2 separate regions of the Homo sapiens genome follow, and region 1 is linked to region 2. The links are chromatin loops, found by intact Hi-C in ENCODE. Cell type or tissue: A673. All regions are shown on one strand. Each heading gives the region's core, and the rest is flanking DNA. Links, peaks and the distances in the headings are about the cores only.

Region 1 (2,920 bases), core at 280-2,779, 220 kb after region 2:
CCCCTCCCCACATTGCCCCAGTGTGGGTACTATCCCTCCTCTCCTGGGCTGTTACCCAGTCTCCTCCTGGGCTCCTTGCCTCTGGTCTCAACCCAGCCAATCCACCATTCTAAAATTCCCAAAAGCCAACCTGATTCTGTGCTCTGCTGCTGAAACTTTCCATAGCTCACTATTTATCTGCTTTCAGTCAAGTCCGACCATCTCAGCTTGGCAGTTGAACTCCTTCATGACCTGGTTACTTTAAGCCCTTCATCTGCCTCTCCCTCTTCCACTCTATTTTCCAATAATATGTAGAAGTACATTTTACTGTCAGTGTGACACCATACTGTTTCCTGCCTCCCTACTCTGGTTATTGTACCTTCTGCCTCATAGTCCATCCCTGCTTTTCTTCTCTCCCTCTGCAAACTATTTGACCTTCAGTGCTCAGCTCAGATATTTTGTGCCCTGAAAAGGTTTCCCTCTCTTATCTTCTTCCTGTCTCCAACCCCAGGTTGGATAAGGTATTTTATCTGAGCTGCCTATAGGCATCTCATTCTAGTGCTTAATAGTTTACATGGTAATAGTTTACTGACTTTTCTGTCTTGTCAAATGGACAGTGACTCGTTCAAAGGAAGAGACAAGTTTATTCATCAAGCTTTTTGGAAATTTCCCGGCTTGTTGCTTGTTTGATCTGCTGTCTGTAAGTCCCATGAGCGGAGGGGCCTTATGTATTTTGTTTGCCATTGTCATTGCAGTACTTATCACCATGCCTGGCACATAGTCCATGTTCAATCCTTGAATTAATAAATCTGAAATCCCTGCTCATTTTCCTAGATACCTTACTAACCATTATATCCCTACTGCCTAGCAAAATGTCTGGCATGGAAGTGCTCAAGAAATATTTGCTGAATGAACAAATATGTGAATAGAATGAATGACTTCACATATAACTATATCAGTCAGCTGTTGCTGTATAACAAACAGCCACTAAATCTCCATTGCCTACAACCATAAGTATTATTTCTCATCTAGCTTTATTCTGCAAGTAGCTGGGGCAGCCCTGAGCTGCAGGTGGTGCCTGGCTTGACTCTGCATGTCTGTCAGCCTCTGTGTATGAGCAGGTTAGCCAGAACATGCTTCTTTCATGGCAGGGACAGAGATGCAAGAGAAAATGTGGAAACCTGCAATGTTTCTTAAGGTCCCATCCCAGAACTAGCACACTGGCCCTTCCACTTGTATTCCATTGGCCAAAACAAACCATGTGATCATGCCCAATGTGCAGGATCCACCCTGTAGGAGGAGAGGCTGCAAAGTCACATGGCAAAAGGCTGGATAAAGGGAGAGTGAAGAATTGGGGTCAATAATTCAATTCACTCCAATGACCAATCCCAGCATCCAGCGCAGAGAGCTTATAGCACATGGTAACTATTCTCTACGACCACCTAGACAAAGTGACCCTGTGTGGACCACCCCCCACCCTGCCCTAGGTGGCCCTTCCATGTTCAAAACTCTAGAATATCTTTGTACTTTCTGCATGTTACACTCTCCTTCATCCACCACCCTGAAGTTTTCAGTGATTTTCCCAGGCCCTTGTTAAACAATCTCCAGATCTCAGCCCATGGTATTGGTGCACTGGGGCATGTCAGAAGTGTCCCCTCAGCCTGTACTGAAGCACAGAACTTCCTCCTCCCCATCCTTCTCCCGCCCCACGGTGTATGTTGTGAGGGTCCCCCTGATGTTTAATGCATGAGCTCCACATCCTCCCAGCAGCCGCTGCAGACAGATTTTCTCAGCATGGGAACGGCCATGAAATCAGATGACTATACAGGAAGCAGCTCCTCACCCCTCCCCAATTTTTGTGATGCTGCCCTGCTTCAACTCACTTCCAGTTTTGTAATCTATTTTATTAATGTGCCAGAGGCAGAGAAAAATGCGTTTGTAATTTCTCCTTAATGGCTGGTGGAACTTCTTTTTGCTTCCTTTCTGAGCATTTGTTTGTGGTACACACACACACACACAAACACGCACACATACACACACACACACACCAGGTCAGGAGAAATTGAGTGGCAAGGCAGTAGATGTAAAAACACAGAGTCTTGGAATATTTAAGGAGGAAAGGATCTGAGTCCAATGGCTGTCACATTGTGTTCCCAGAGCCCCAGGGTCCCTCAAAATAGCATCAGAGAGTGCTGCAGGGTGAGAAGAAGAAAGAAGGAGGAGGCTGGCAACCCCTCCCTGAACCTTGCTTCAATCAGCGCATCTCTGTTCTTACCTGCTTTGTATATGCAGGAAGCTTGTTTGGAATTAAAGCCTTTGCTGCTGCACAAAATATGAAACAACTCTCATCTCCTGTACCCTTGGTTTCACAGAAAGGGCAGTCCAGTCTCAGAGAGTCTGTGACTTACCCAAAGTCACAAAGTGAGTTAGTGGGTGGAGTGGACTCAGGGACTAGGCCCCAGCTTTCCAATTCCAAACTTGATGCTGTTGTCTGCAAACAGGTTCTATCTCAGAATGCCAAGCATCTTCCCTGAAATGGCTTGATATATGTTTTTTTCACTTCCCTAACACATTGACCATGGATTCTTCTACTAAAGGGAAAAGGCAATGGCAGGGAGGTCTCTTTTCCTTTCCTGTGAAAGAAACAAATACTGAACACCTAGCATGCAACTGGCACTGAACTGCAGGGGCATTGGATGCCTATTACCTAATCAAAACCACAACAGTAGGTGGGCATTACTGTTTCCTATGTTTACAGAGGAGGAAGTTGAGGTTGGGATGGACGAGCCAATTCAAAGACACAGGGCCAGGACATGGTGAAAATGAGATTCAGACATGGGTTCACCTTATGCTAAAGATCCTCATGGACTTTAAGAGCCCAGATCATTCAGATGATAATATATGGTGGCAGTGATCACAGCTGCTGCCAGATCTGAGTGTT
Region 2 (2,920 bases), core at 221-2,720:
TCCATGTAAGTGTATCTGAGTGTGTATGTGTGCACACTGGGTTTGCTGGAAGCACTGGTGAGACGGCTCTTTCTTGTGCGGAGCTCTGGCCACACGCCAAATGGTAATCATCAGCTTTCTTTGCCGGTCTTCCTTGAAGGTAGAAGTTGGGTCTGGTGAAACTCTGTCTCCGTAGACCCTGGCATGCTGCTTCATACATATATGTGGAATGAAGGGGTGAAAGCGTGGGAGAAAAGGGCTTCTGGCCCCTGCTCCAAGGAGCTCCCACAATGATCATGGGCATTTCGATGGAAGGGACGTCTACACTGCACTGCTCTATAAGAAACTTTGCACAACAATCAAACTTAATGCTTGCAACGAGGCTAAGCAGATCTATATCTGTAGATCATGATCTATACTAATAACACTCCTTCTATTTAAAAAACTATATTCTGATTACAAATGCAATACATGCTCATTGCAGTAAATTGGGAAATTTAAAAAAAAAGAAGAAAAGAAAACTCATCCATAATTCCATCCCCTGGAGATAATTACTATTCTAATTTTTATGTATATCCTTCCAGAGTCTTTTAGAACACATGCACACGTATATTACTTTCTTCTTTTTTTGTTTCAGTAGGGCTCATGTGGCAATATCATTTTTAAACTCACCCAATAACTCTTGAATCCCTACACTGTAAAATATCCCTTGTTCATATTATTTTGACTGGCTGTGTTAGATTTCATGATTTTCAAAAATGCATTTCTGTATTTTTGCCATTTTGGCCTCTTCTTTACAATTTTCAGCCATTCTAAATGATGTTCCTGGAATGCACTGTTTTCATTTCTTTCTGGGCCTTTACATGGACTTTTCCAAGTGGGCTCCTTTTCCCACCCTTCCTTGGGCTCATTCGAGTTCTTTGAGGTCCCAGCCTAGATGTGCCTCCTCCAGGAAGTCTTCCCTGATGCATCCATGGTGGATCAGATGCCCCCTCCTTTCTGTGGCGTGTTCTCCTTCTCTCATCACGACGTGTGAAATGGATGCACATAGACGGCTTACTCCATCCAGGCTGGACTAGGAGTTCCAAGGAGCCCAGGGTCCCATCTTACTCATGGCAGTACAGTGCAGCACAAGTAGGCCATGAATAAGTATTGGAGAGATGTGGAATAAACACTATGACATATGTTTCTACACAGCTACCTGGAATCATCATGAGGAAATACTGGCACCCGCATGTGATACTTGAGCTGAAATGTGATACTTGGGCTTAGCATCCAGTTTCATCTGATTCCAAAGGATTGTTTCCGCTTTGCCATACCTTCTCCATCCCAGCGCCTCGGCTTGTTTTTCCCATTCCTTCCCCCCAGGCTCTCAGCTTCTGGGACAGGCCAGGGGCAGAGGAAAAGGAGTCAGGGAGAGGCCTCTGCAACCTGGGAAGTAGAGGGCATCACCTGCTCTGGCAGGAGGCGAACTGGGAAGACTCCTGTGCTGACAGCATTTCCTGTTACTCTCCTCCGGGGGAGAAGTTGGCCTCCTTCCCTCTTGCTGGGGACTCACAAAATCCGATTTGAAATCTACTCAAGTGTACATTAACCAACTTCCTCTTGGCACCGGCTGGGGAGCCTATAATTAGAGCAGACACCATACCATTTAGTGGGTTTCATTCACATGAAAAGAAAGTGTACTTGCAGAGGGAGACGGCTTCAGAAGCAAACTTCTGGGAACATTCTCCAGAGAATTTATGCTTGCAGTGTATCCAAAGGACCCACAGGCCAACTGCGTTTCTAAGTGCAGAGGTTATGGCCGGCTGGACTTGGGTGGGGTGGTGATACCCTGTCGTCCTGAAACACACAGGGCTTGGAATTGGGCACACTTGTATTCAAATCCCTGCTCAAGACTCAGGTAAGCAATGCAACTTCTGTAAGGCAGTTTCCTGATCTGTGCATCTGGGACAGTATCCATTAGCAATCTCACAGGGTTATGTTGTCTAGGTGTAAATGAGATGGTGGAGATATAGATGTATATGCCAGAGAAGGTTCTCTATAATAACAATACTTACTACTACTGTGAAAACCACTACCACTAACAAAATAACCAGTATGTATTGAGTACTTACTACATTCAACATCCAGTTCTAACACTTTGGATGCATGAACTAGGTTAGTTTCACAACAATTCCATATGGTAAATAATATTAATGTCTTCATTATACATTTGGGGAAAGTGAGTAACAAGGAAATTATGCCACTTGCACATGATCACAGGCTGATAGCTTTTTACTAATATTTCAGGGGATGGAAGAAAACGTGATGGTATAAGACAGCATATGGGTTGACTCATGGAATGTATAAGCTCATCAATGCTAAGAATCACATTTTTCTTATTATGGTACTGGGACCCAGAAAAGGGAGAGAGTTCAAGATAAACTCTCATTTTTGGATGTACCTAATATAATCTAGGGGCTTTTACAGGGATGATTTTATTTTGTTCTTGTCTCCTGGAGATTGCAGGTGTGAAAGAATAGATTCAGAGAGCAGCAGTGTATCTTGCACGAGGTCATGCAGAGCTGTGGTTACAACCCTGGTCGGTCTAATTACAAGTTAATTACTCTTTTTACAATGTTGCAAGGTTGCCTGGGTGGATCAGGACTCTTTCAGATGCAGAGGCTAGTTTAAGGGAAGAAGAAAACTTGTTGGATCATTAGTAGGCCTTCAGGCACGGCTGAATCCAAGCGCCTGAATAAAGTACACAGGCATTTATTCTCCAGCCTCTCTTTCCTCTGTGATGACTTCATCCTCAAGTGATTCCTCTCTTCATTGTGGCAAGACCTCTACTTGCTCTTTGGTATCTGGCTGACCACATCCCCCCTCCACCCAGTTTCATTATCTCACCCCAACCTAGAAGACTAGGTGATATAGTGTTCAGGGGCCAGCCTCCCAG

The links. Peaks named below come from ENCODE experiments on the same cell type or tissue, not always from the same donor. Only the 100,000 strongest peaks of a DNase experiment are listed, where the experiment ranks them.
Region 1: a loop joins it to region 2, with 2.1 times the contacts of the local background. A loop is called at or near these places in 1 of 110 quality-filtered maps.

What each region holds. Positions count from the first base shown.
Region 1 is chr22:27,061,858-27,064,777 of GRCh38, forward strand. No RefSeq gene overlaps it. Among named protein-coding and RNA genes, the nearest start is that of LINC01422, 160 kb to the left of the region's middle. In A673, for the core only: no CTCF peak of the experiment used is centred there; a DNase peak (open chromatin) is centred at 1,734; H3K27ac peaks cover 1,446 bases.
Region 2 is chr22:26,844,003-26,846,922 of GRCh38, forward strand. No RefSeq gene overlaps it. Among named protein-coding and RNA genes, the nearest start is that of LINC01422, 58 kb to the right of the region's middle. In A673, for the core only: no CTCF peak of the experiment used is centred there; a DNase peak (open chromatin) is centred at 1,559; H3K4me3 peaks cover 524 bases; H3K27ac peaks cover 1,805 bases.